Regions from separate parts of the Homo sapiens genome. Here region 1 is linked to region 2. Evidence: chromatin contacts called from ENCODE Hi-C or POLR2A ChIA-PET data. All regions are on one chromosome and are shown on one strand. The core of a region is the stretch at or near the end of the contact, and the rest is flanking DNA. Distances in the headings are between cores, read along the strand shown.

Evidence for each region. Hi-C counts contacts between places; a loop is a spot of excess contacts on that map. ChIA-PET counts read pairs that join two places held with the same protein, here RNA polymerase II (POLR2A). Pooled maps may share reads with other maps.
Region 1: a loop to region 2 is called in a pooled map, with 3 times the contacts of the local background. The contact joins the promoter of TNXB here to the promoter of DDX39B in region 2. A Hi-C loop is called at or near these places in 5 of 50 pooled maps. POLR2A ChIA-PET finds 5 or more read pairs at or near these places in 3 of 52 experiments (A673, K562 and activated T-cell).

What each region holds. Positions count from the first base shown.
Region 1 is chr6:32,104,690-32,110,735 of GRCh38, reverse strand. It overlaps TNXB (tenascin XB), which reads left to right and starts at 1,398. Exons shown (of 44, transcript NM_001365276.2): 1 at 1,398-1,555.
Region 2 is chr6:31,540,753-31,545,648 of GRCh38, reverse strand. It overlaps DDX39B (DExD-box helicase 39B), which reads left to right and starts at 3,646. Exons shown (of 11, transcript NM_004640.7): 1 at 3,646-3,699. ATP6V1G2-DDX39B (ATP6V1G2-DDX39B readthrough (NMD candidate)) reads left to right here. Exons shown (of 13, transcript NR_037853.1): 3 at 3,501-3,699. It overlaps SNORD84 (small nucleolar RNA, C/D box 84), which reads left to right and starts at 4,471; the gene lies at 4,471-4,548. It overlaps DDX39B-AS1 (DDX39B antisense RNA 1), which reads right to left and starts at 3,345. Exons shown (of 2, transcript NR_133675.1): 1 at 3,253-3,345; 2 at 2,511-2,940. It also overlaps ATP6V1G2. RefSeq lists a silencer at 2,989-3,904 and enhancers at 3,218-4,139, 3,017-4,216.

The DNA of each region.
Region 1 (6,046 bases), core at 149-2,648, 570 kb before region 2:
CAGGAACACCACACACCTGCCACCATGGGGATCTGACCTGGTGTGCAGACACCTGGGCCGTCACCCATGTGGCAGAATCAAGCACATATGGGCTCCCTCACGTACCTTTCACCCGTGACTTGGCCAAGTTACACCTCAGTGGTGAGGTCTGTAGCAGGATAGAGAGACCCAGTCCTCACTGTGAAGCTGGGGGTAGTGGGTTCCCACTCAGCTGGGATATTTCTCCTCTGTAGCAAAGTCTCTTTTTCAGCTCCTTGTCAGGGCAGCACATGGGGAGATGAAGCTAGGGAAACACCCAACAGACTTATGTGGGGTGTGTCTGTCTCCCTGTCCCCCCTGTCCTCTGGCTGTCAGTCTTCTGCCTGGGACCAGAGACAGCGTGTCCGTTTCCTCCAGCCCCTACCTCTCCCCGCCTCTGTTCCTGCTCCCCCGCAGCACCCAGGCACCAGCCCCCCACCCTGCTTTCCACCACTTCACCCTCTATTCAGGTGACCCACCCTTATATTTGCCTCCTGTCTCTAGCCCTTTCTTCAACCCTAAACCTTCCTCCTAACCTTCAGGCTTTCCTTCCTTGTCCGCCCCAACCCCAGCTTCCTCCCCAAGGCTTGTATGTCCCAGTGTTCACCCAAGCCCTTGCCCTGCCAGTGCCCAAGCCTCACCTGCTCTTTCTCTAGGGACTTGCTGAGGTAGGAGAATGCAAAGGGGGCAGTGACAGGAGAGGGACTGAACAGAACAGACAGCAGGAGTGGCTCGGGGACGGGATAAGCCGAGAAGATAGAAATGGTGGGACTGGAGCAGGGTGGGGACTTGGGGTCCCAGAGACGGTCCCAGTTGGAGAAAGAGGTTGCCTCTTGCCTCCTGCCCTCTGCCCCTGCTCCCTGCCCCAGACTGCCAGGGGAGAACTGGTGAGAGGATGAGGGAGCCAGCACTGGGTGATAGACATGGGGTGCGATCCAGAGATCCAAGCTAGAGCAGTGGCTGGGAAGAGATGGGAGAGGAGCATGGGGGAGGGAGGGGAAGGGGGCTGGCCATGAGGAAGGATATAGGCTGAGAGGAAACCACTGGGGTCAGAGAGGAGGGGCAGCAGGTGGAGAAATGGTGGGGAAAAAAGAAATGGCAGGAAGGGTGGGGGGTGTCAAGTTGGGCAAAAATTAGGGTGAGCTAAAAATGGCATAGGGAAAGGACGTGGGAGGTAAGACCGGGGCTGGGGGTTGAGATGAGGGTATGGTGAGACAGTGATGCTAGACAGGGAGTGGGGGCTGGGGTGGGGGCAGGAGAAGAGGAGGGGTGGCATGTGGGAGGGCCTGGGAGGGGTGGGAGGACCTGCCCTATCTCCGCTCCCCTCCCTGACCTCATCCTGGTCCTCCCCTTCTCCTCCCCTGCTCGCTGCAGACTCCCTCCTCACTGTCGCTGCCGAGATCCACAGTCGGTTGTGGCTCAGCCCCTGTTGCAGGGGACAAGTGAGGGAGACTTCCCTGTCCTGCCCTGAGACGCCGCCCTCCCGGGGTTGGGGACAGAGCAGGTGCAGAGGCACTGCAGCTGCTCGGTTGCCCAGGTAAGGAACAGAGTTCTGGGGAGACCCAGAAGGAGAGGCAAGGGATTTCTCGCCTATCCCCATGCCCCAGGTGAAGGTGTGGCAGGTGAGCTCTCAGCAGTGCTTCCAGAGCAAGGACTTCTGTTCAGGACAGAGGACATAGGAGCATTCGCTGGGAACCAGGCTCCCTGTGAAGGAGTGTCTGGGAGGAGAGGGTGGTATGTGTGTGTTGGGGTGGGCAGTATGTGTCAGGGTTTGGATGGGATGCAGACAACTGAGAGGGGCTGGGAACAAACCGAGGGACTCCGGGAGTCAGATGGTGGAACCAGGGTAGAGGTGGTTATTGGTGAGGTGAGCCCCTGGGCCCTGGAGGTGCTGGGGCTAGCGGGAAGATAGGACTAGGCTGAACTGGTGGCCAGCTGAACCTTGGAAGGAAAGTGCTTGCGGAATCCCAAATGTCGGGCTAGAGCAGCTGAGCCCAGGCTCTGGGGGCTCCAGGCTCCAGGAGGTGCCAGAGGGTGCTTCTTTGGGCATCCAAATGGGGACTCCCTAGGTGGCAGCGTGAGAGTTGCAGGGAGGGAGGTCTGGGAGATCTCTTTAGGAAATACTGAAATGGGACAGTCAGGACTCGGGTCTGGGACGTGCACAGAGCCTGCAGAGAGGATCCTAAAACTTGTTCTTGGCCAGAGCTCTGCACTCATGACTCACGGTTCAGCAGGGCTGGGATGGCTGAGAGATGCCTCTGGGGGCACAGGGGCTCCGTCTTCACTCTGTGCCCCTTCCAGGCTCCCCTTGCCTCTGTCTGTCTGAACCCGCACTCTCCCTCACCTCGCCGCCCCCGCCCCCCACCACCAGTACACGTGACACGCCCCGGGTGGGAAGGGCGGGCCCCTTATCTCGCCTGGAAAGAATTTAATGGCATAGAAACAACTGGAAGTGGAACTGAGAGGAACTACTGGGAAGCAACTCGGAAACACCACAGCTGCTGCCTGCCCTGCCCCTGCTTCCCGCATCTCCAGCCCCTCCTCTTTTCCCTGACCCTGCCTTCAAGTCCCTGGGGACCCAGCACCTCAATTCCTCAAACTTCCTTTGCTCACTCCAGACCTAGCCACTAGGTGCAGGACCAGAAACTGCCTTCCTGTCTCTCATTGCACCCCTAACCATTTTCAGCTGGGGCCTGGAAATCCTTTCTCTTAATTTTTCCATTCCCAGGCCGATTAGCTCCCCAGAATAAGGGGTATCTGGATTCCCCAACCTACCCCTCCCTGACACCTCCTTCCTACCTGGTTCCAGCCCAATATCTGAGACCCCCACATTCCCTTTTTAGTCTCACTCCTAGAATCCTTCTACCTTCACCTCTCATTGCCAGATTCAACTGAGGGTGTAGCAGGAGGGTCAGAGGGAGGCATGGGGGCAGGACCAGAACCCCCATCTGTGGAACATCTTTTATGGAAGCCAGCCCCTCTCCCCACCCCTTGGGACCTATACAGTCCCTAATGAGCAAAGTGTCAAAGTTGGCTACAACACAAAATACCCAGGAAGCTGAGTCACAGTTTGGGAAGATGCCCCCATCCCTGCCAGCCCTCCAACTGTGGGGAGGGTGCCAAGAGGGTGAGGCCATATCTCTCTCCAAACACACACTACAGAGAACCACCCCAGACATAGTGGCAGGGGGAATGGTGAAGGGGAGACACAAGAGACACCCAATTCTTTGCTTGCCCAGTACCGAGAGAAGAGCAGAATTATCCCAGGAGCTGGAATGGGGAGCTGGAGGGCTGGGTGGTGGCAACAGGGCAGGGAGGGAGATTGGGAAGGAGCCTCTGGGTGTGTGGTCAATGGAGGCTGCTCTGCTCTTCTAGACCAATCTCACCAGCTTTCCAGAAAAGCTGGTGAGCTCTCTTCACTCCTTCCTGGTGCAAAGACCCTCTCTGCTTTCCCCCACTGTGCAGGGAAAGATGAGGAATCCACTTATTTGGGGAGGGGCACTGGACAACTCACAGAGGCCTCCAGGGGTACGGGGAAGTATGGTGGAGGCCATGTGTCCGCTGCTTCCCACTGGGAAGGGCCTCCTGCTTTGTTCCTCTCACACCATCCAGGTTCTTTCACTCACAGAGCTGCCCTCGGAGCCAACAAGAAATCAGCCTTCTTAGGCATCACCCAATGACTAGGTGTGGAGGAAACCTGAAGGGGAGATTGGGTGTGTGTGCACGTGTGTGCATGGGCACCCATATGTGTACCTACAAGGATGCAGGTTTTGGGGGTGGATTTGTGTGTCTGTGCAGGTATGTTTGTACTTGTGGATGAGCACACATTAATATATTTGTAAGTGTACATGTGTACACATCTTTGTGCAAGCATTCCCAGGGTGTGGGAGTGATTAGCATGGCCTTAGACACAAAGTGACAGGATTTGAGGGTCGGTCAGAGCCCATCTCTTACCCAAGGCTACACTCCAGGCTGAGAGAAGGGCTGGGGAGACAGGAAAGGGCAGCTCTCTGTATGCCAGGCCTCTCGGCCTGGGCTTTCTTGGGTGGGGAGCCTCTTGGTGTGGAAACACTCTGTCCCTGTTCAGCTCCCTTTCCGTCTCTTGCTGGCTGGTAGCAGAATGTGATGGCTGGTAGCCCCAATTACTCCTTTTTCTCTGATCCAGGAGAAAAGTTTAAGAGTAGAAAGCCAGAAGATGTGTGCGTGTTGGGTGGAGGTGTGTGTGTGTCACAGTCACCTCCGCCTACCAGTGACACATCCCCCACTCCTCACCGGTCAGCATTTCCACACCCACCCTGCCCTCCTCCTTTCCCCAGCCTCTGGTCTGGAAGAGCTGGGCACCTTTCAACATCTCTCCTCAACTCTTCACCCTAGCTGAATCCTGACTGGCCCCCTCACACTCAGGTTTGCCATAGCCCTGTCTCCTGTCTTATCCTGGGACCCCCCTACCACCTTTCCTCCCACCTCTTGTCTCTGTGTGCTCCCCAATCCCTGCCTCAGTAAACTCCACAAACACATACAACTGGGTAACCGTCATCCAGATCAAGAAACAAGACACCTTTAGCACCCCAGAAGCCCCCCCCCCCATGCCCCTACTAGTCACTACCCCCTCAAGAGTATCACACTTCTGACTTGGAGCACTACAGATTAATGTTGCCTCTCCTCAAACTTCACATAAATAGAACTGTGCAGCATGCTCTTTCCTGTGTCTGGCTTTTGTTCAACATCATCTTAGTAAGATCCATCACACTACTGCATATAACTATAGTTCATTCCTGCTTTATTTTATTCCACGGTGTGAATAAACCACAATTTATTTATTCTACTGATGTGAAATGTTTGAGTAGTTCCCAGTTTGGGGCTATTATGAGCTATGTTGGGTATATTCCTAGGAGTGGAATTGCGGGGTCATAGGGTTTGCATGTGTTCACCTTTAGTACATTTAGTAGATTCTGTCAAACAGTTTTCCAAAGTGCTTGTACCATCTGGTCCTGCCAGGATCTTCCCTGGCCTGGCCTCTGATTCTGCCTCAGCCCTGGTGGCTGTGTCTAACCAACTTCCAGTCCCAGACACTGTCCGTGGTCCTAGCCCTGACCTTGGTCCTGCCCTTGGTTCCAGCCTTAATGCTAGTCCTGCGTTTACATTGAACTTTTCATTCATTCATATAGTCGGTAAATATTTATTGAGCACCAGTTATGTGCCAGATGCAGGGATACAGCAGCCAAGAAAAAAAAATAGGTGCCATGCCTGCCCTCATGGACTTTATAGTCTAGTGGGCAAGAAAGTAATAAAATAATCTCACAGTATATTTATTATTACTTTGGACTTCAAAAAAATATTTGTTTATATATGATTGCAAATTGTTATAAACGCTACACATGAGAATGGCATGATGCTGTGATATCACATGATAGGAGGACCTGACCTGGTCAGGAAAACTTCCCTGTGAAAAAAATGGCGGGCTGAGACCTGAAGGATGAGAAGGCCAAGAGAGAAGGGAACAGTGTTCCACACGGATGGAACAGAGTATACAAAGATCTGGGGTTGGGGATGGGCACAGAGAGTATGAGGGACTTGAAGGTCAGTGGAGCTGGAATGGAGGGAGGGAGGGAAATGTTATGGGTGGTGAAGTGGGAGCAGGGGATACATGATGGTAGGGCTGTTTGTCAGTGTTCTAAGAGAATTTGGAAGGGAGACACTGAAGCATTTTGAGGATAGGGACATCCTGATTGCGTTTGTGAGACTGTAGAGGGCAAGAGTGGAAGCAGAGGGAAGGGTCAGGGCTGGACACAGTGGCTCACGCCTGTAATCCCAGCACATTGGGAGGCTAGGGTGGGAGGATTGCTTGAGTCCAAGAGTTCAAGGCCAGCCCGAGCAACATAGAAAGATCCTGTCTTTGCAAAAAAAATTAAAAATTAGCTGAGCGTGATGGCACACACCTGTAGTCCCAACTACTCAGGAGGCTGAGGTGGGAGGATTGCTTGAGCAACAGGAGGTCAATGCTGCAGCGAGCTATGATCGCACCACT
Region 2 (4,896 bases), core at 2,397-4,896:
TATGCCTGGACCCTTGTCTGTTTCTGCTTTTCCCTTTCTCTCTTCCACCCCTCTCCCTACCCCCCAGGCCATGGGCTCCCAGGGGAACCTGTCTGCTGAGGTGGAGCAGGCTACAAGGCGCCAGGTGCAGGGCATGCAGAGCTCCCAGCAGAGAAACCGAGAGCGTGTCCTGGCCCAGCTTCTTGGCATGGTCTGCGACGTCAGGCCCCAGGTCCACCCCAACTACCGGATTTCTGCCTAGGGCCACCGTAGGGCCTGACTCCTTCTGCCAGTTCCCTCCCTCAAAGAAATCCTCCAATCAAAATCACCTCCCACCATAATCCCTGTCTTCTTTCCATCCCCTAGAAATCCTGGGAGGCAGGATCCAATAATTTTCCTGTGACACTTATAAATATCCTGCTCACATCTGAATCTCCTTGTTGTTCTTTAACCCTCACTGGGACTTTGTAAACTTCCAAGTCATTCTCACCTAAACCCTCTGTGAAATTTGTAATATGGGGAAGTAGGAATGTGGAAAACATCCTGACTTCAGTGTCTGGCCGATGTGGGTCCCTCTCTTGACCCTGTCACTTGCTGGCTGTGAAACCAGGACAAGCTACTTAACTTGGTAGCCTCGATGTCCTCCTCTGTGAAACTGGGATGATAATAATGCCTACCTTGTGAGGGTTGCTTCAATGATTAGGAATCATTCTGTAAAGTCTAGCACAGTTCCTTGCATGTTGTAGCAGTGATTCAGTAAGTAGCAACCCTGTGATACTATTACCACCACCTGCTCACTGGTCAAAACCTACACAGCTGTTTCCTCACGTCCATCACTGGCTCTCTAATTCCACTTGTTCATTCTGTGACCCTAGTTATTTTCTGAAAAATTGGTTCTTCTCTTTTCCCAGAGACCTTCTGATCTCCAAAAAGAGGAGATGACTACATTTAGCCCCTCTCTTATAATTCCAGGTAGATAACTGCATTTTGTAGCCTCTCTTTGTTTTTCTTTTGCTGATCTTTGTCTTTATTAGATTTTCCTCCTTTCCTATTTCCCCAAAGACTTATCAGATGCTCATTGCTTTCTAAGATCTAAAATGATACTGTGTTCCCTCATATGCATGCCCTTCCTTTCTATATCCTTGACACCTTACTTTCCCATTGTAACAATAAAAAAAGTATCAATAAAATAATTATTGGCAAATAAATTGGTGAGTTGAAGCAGCCTCCTTTTGCCTCATCATTTCTCATTTTCAGTCACTTTGTTTTTTTTTTTTTTGAGATGGAGTTTTGCTCTTGTTGCCCAGGCTGGAATACAATGGCGTGATCTCAGCTCATTGCAACCTCTGCCTCCCAGGTTCAAGCGATTCTCCTGCCTCAGCCTCCCAAGTTGCTGGAATTATGGGTGTGTGCCACCACGCCTGGCTATTTTTTGTATTTTTAGTAGAGATGGGGTTTCGCCATGTTGGTCAGGCTGGTCTCAAACTCCTGACCTCAAGTGATCCACCTGCCTTGGCCTCCCAAAGTGCTGAGATTAGAGGTGTGAGCCACTGTGCCTGGCCTTCAGTCACTTTCTTGTTTTTTGTTTACATATTCCCTAAACAGCCCAAATGGCTATCCTTTGAAACTTCTTGGAGAAACAAGAACAAGTAGTACTTTATTATTTCTCTAAAGTGAGAAACATGGTTCCTCATTTGGGAATCTGAGGACTATAGATCGCAACTGTAGAGAAAAGCTGGAGTGTAGGAGCAAGTGCTCTTTGCCCCTTTACCTTGCATTTTCTTCATAGCACTTACTGCTACTGGTTTTTTGAGACAAGGTCCTGCTGTGTTGCCCAGGCTGGAGTTCCAGCTCACGGCAGCCTTGACCCCCTGGACTCAAATGATCCTCCCACTTCAGCCTCCTGAGTAGCTGGGATTACGGGCGAGTGCCACTATGCCTTGCTAATTTTAAAATTTTTTGTAGAGATGGGGTCTCACTTGCCCAGGCTGGTCTGAAACTCCTGGGCTCAAGCAATCCTTCGGGCTCGGCTTCCTCAAGGGTTGGGTTACAGGCCTGAGCCACTGCACCCTGACCACTTATCGATACTTGACATTATATTTGTGTTTATGTGTTTTCTTTCCTGTAATGTAAACACTGTGAGAACAGGGCTGTTCACCGTTGTGTCCCCAGATCCTAGGACAACATGTGGCACAAGGGAGGCAGTTGATAAATACTTTTGAATAAATTAAATGATACTTGGGAAAATACCTTCTATGACACCATTCTTGAATTAGTTACTTCATTTGTCACTGAAGACAAGCTTACTTCACCAAGAATTTGAACCAATAAGGTAACCTGCAGTGTATTTACTAACCAGATTCTTTGAGCAGGGAGGCAGAATACAATAGAGAATGAGAGATGTTTGCATCCTGGCTGTAACCTCACCAGCCGTACTGCTTGAGATATGTTGCTTTGCTTCGCTTCTGTCAATAAGATGAGAATAACGGTACCTACTCCTTAGTATTAAATGATTAAGTATGTTAACAGGGAGAGGGCCAAACGTTTGTTGTTTTATTACACAGCAGGACATCAGGTCTTACTTTTGTAGCTCCCCATCTCAAAGACGGGGATAGCAAATGTTTCATTCAGGAAAAAAATCCAGGTTGAACAATGGGGCTGTTGGGGCGGGGCCAAGAACATTCTGCTCGAATTAACAGTATTAATGGGCCGGGCGCGGTGGCTCACGCCTGTAATCCCAGCACTCTGGGAGGCCGAAGTGGGTGGATCACCTGAGGTCATACATGGGTGAAGCCCCGTCTCTACTAAAAAAACAAAAATTTGCTGGGCGTGGTGGCGGGCGCCTGTAATCCTAGCTACTCGGGAGGCTGAGGCAGGAGAATCGCTTGAACCCGGGAAGCAGCGGTTGCAGTGAGCCGAGATCAGGACATTGCACTCCCGCCTGGGCGACAGGGCGAGACTCTGTCTCAAAACAAAAACAAAAACAGTATTAATGGAATGTAGTATAACCCTCAAGCCCTACTATTAACACTTGGGGCCGAATCCAGACCCCGTCTTCCCGCTCGGATTCAGAACACCTTCCTGACTCACTGGCCCTAGGGCATCAGCTACCTCGGACAGCATCCTTTTGGGAAAATACCGCCCACCAGCCCCACGACTGGGAAAGAGTCGGGAAACACCCCCGAGCAATCCAGTTCCCTGAGACTTCCCTCCTCCCTCCCCTCAGCTAGGGCCTGCCGGTTCCTAGTGCGTGCCCAGCAGTCCTCAGGTCACCTTCACTACCGGGCCAAGGACCCCGTGGGAACTCGCAGCCTTCGCCACACTCGTTCCTCGCGCATCCATGGAGGGGTGCCTACAGAGAAGACCTGCGTGGCAAAAACCTAAACGAAGAGATGAGGGGCATGGAGAGGAGTAGGATAAGAGAATAAAGATAACAGTGGGGGGGAGACGTTAGTTTCCTTTATATCTTTTGTTACTGGCGGTAGCAGTGAAGTTAGAAACGGTTTTAAAACAAATTTCAGACAGGCATTTTCCAAAGGCAAGCCTGGAGCGCACGGATCTGTATAACCGCGGAAGGCCCTGTTTCCGGTCCCTTGCGCCTGCGCTCTTGCAGCCAAGAAGGCGGGAGGCTGGAGTAGAGGGAAGCCTGCAACCGGAAGTGAAGGCAGATTTCCCTCCTTCGTCGCTGTTGCTGCCGCCATACGCGCTCTCCCTGTTTAGGTAAGCTTTGGCCTTCGCTACAATCCGTTTCCATCTGCGCTTCTCCGCACCCATCCCGTCACATGGGTTCCTGATACCCTTTTCACAGGCGATGGTCTGGTCGCTGGGGCCTAGTTGGTTCGCTATTTCCTTAGCTTGCATCCCTTTCGAGAGCAAAGAGCTCCTGGGGGAAGGAAGGGAAGCTAAGGGGGGACCCAATCCAAGATGGTGTCCTCGGCGCCATTGTGTTCGTTTTGCTCCCTTCTTCCAATGGGTTCTTCTCATATTGGAGGCCTCAGCATCAATGAGAGGCGGCGCTCGGCGTCCCTTGGTCTTGGTATTTGCGGAGGGCGGGGCTCTTCTCACCTTCCTTGTCCTTTCTTGAGCTCTTTCTCGGCCCTCGGTGGGACTGGGAGGAGGAGCTGGTTTCTGGGCCCAGTTGGATTTTTCTCACCTTGACTTGCCCAACTTAATTTGGAGTGCCTTCCAAGTGTTTACGATACGATTGGTGTCATTGTATGTTTCTCCAAAAGGAGTCTCACCTTCGTAGCGTAACAGTGATGTGAGACCACTTGGTAAAGATCCTGTTAAAGCCTGGGCGGGGATTGCCTTTCTCTGTCACCTATTAGCTTTCTTATTGTAGGGTGGAGACATGAATTTTGTTTTTTTGTGGCCGAGCCATTTGTCTTGCACCGCCCCTCCCCCCCATGCTAATTACACAAGGCTTGCTTAAACAGCGGAAGGGAGGATACTGAGAAGTGGGAGGCTGAGAGCTATGGGAGGTGGACGGCGGCCATATGATGTTTTCTTTTCGAAAGGTGAGCGCTTTGCGCAGTGATGACCCTCATCTATCACCCTTGACTGATGGCTGCTGAGTTAGGCATCCATAACGGTGGGATTATAATAGGGAAAGCGGAGTCTTCCTTTGAGGACTTTTCAGGACTCTACTTGTCATCTCCATTTTCCACTTTACTAAGTTATTAGTCGTATTTTACCTTTTATTATCTATTCTATTTCCTCACTGTTACTTTCAGATCAAGAATTTATAAGTTGGTCTTCCCCTTCCAACTTTTCTGGTTTCCGCTACTGTGATTGCTAATCTTGTTGGGAACCTCTGTCCTAACCACTTTCCCTGGTACTGCTTTTTCTGTTCTGTTATATTTGCTTTTCGTTTTTATGTTTTGTATCTGTTTTTCTTTCCAGGTAAAAGTTTCCTGG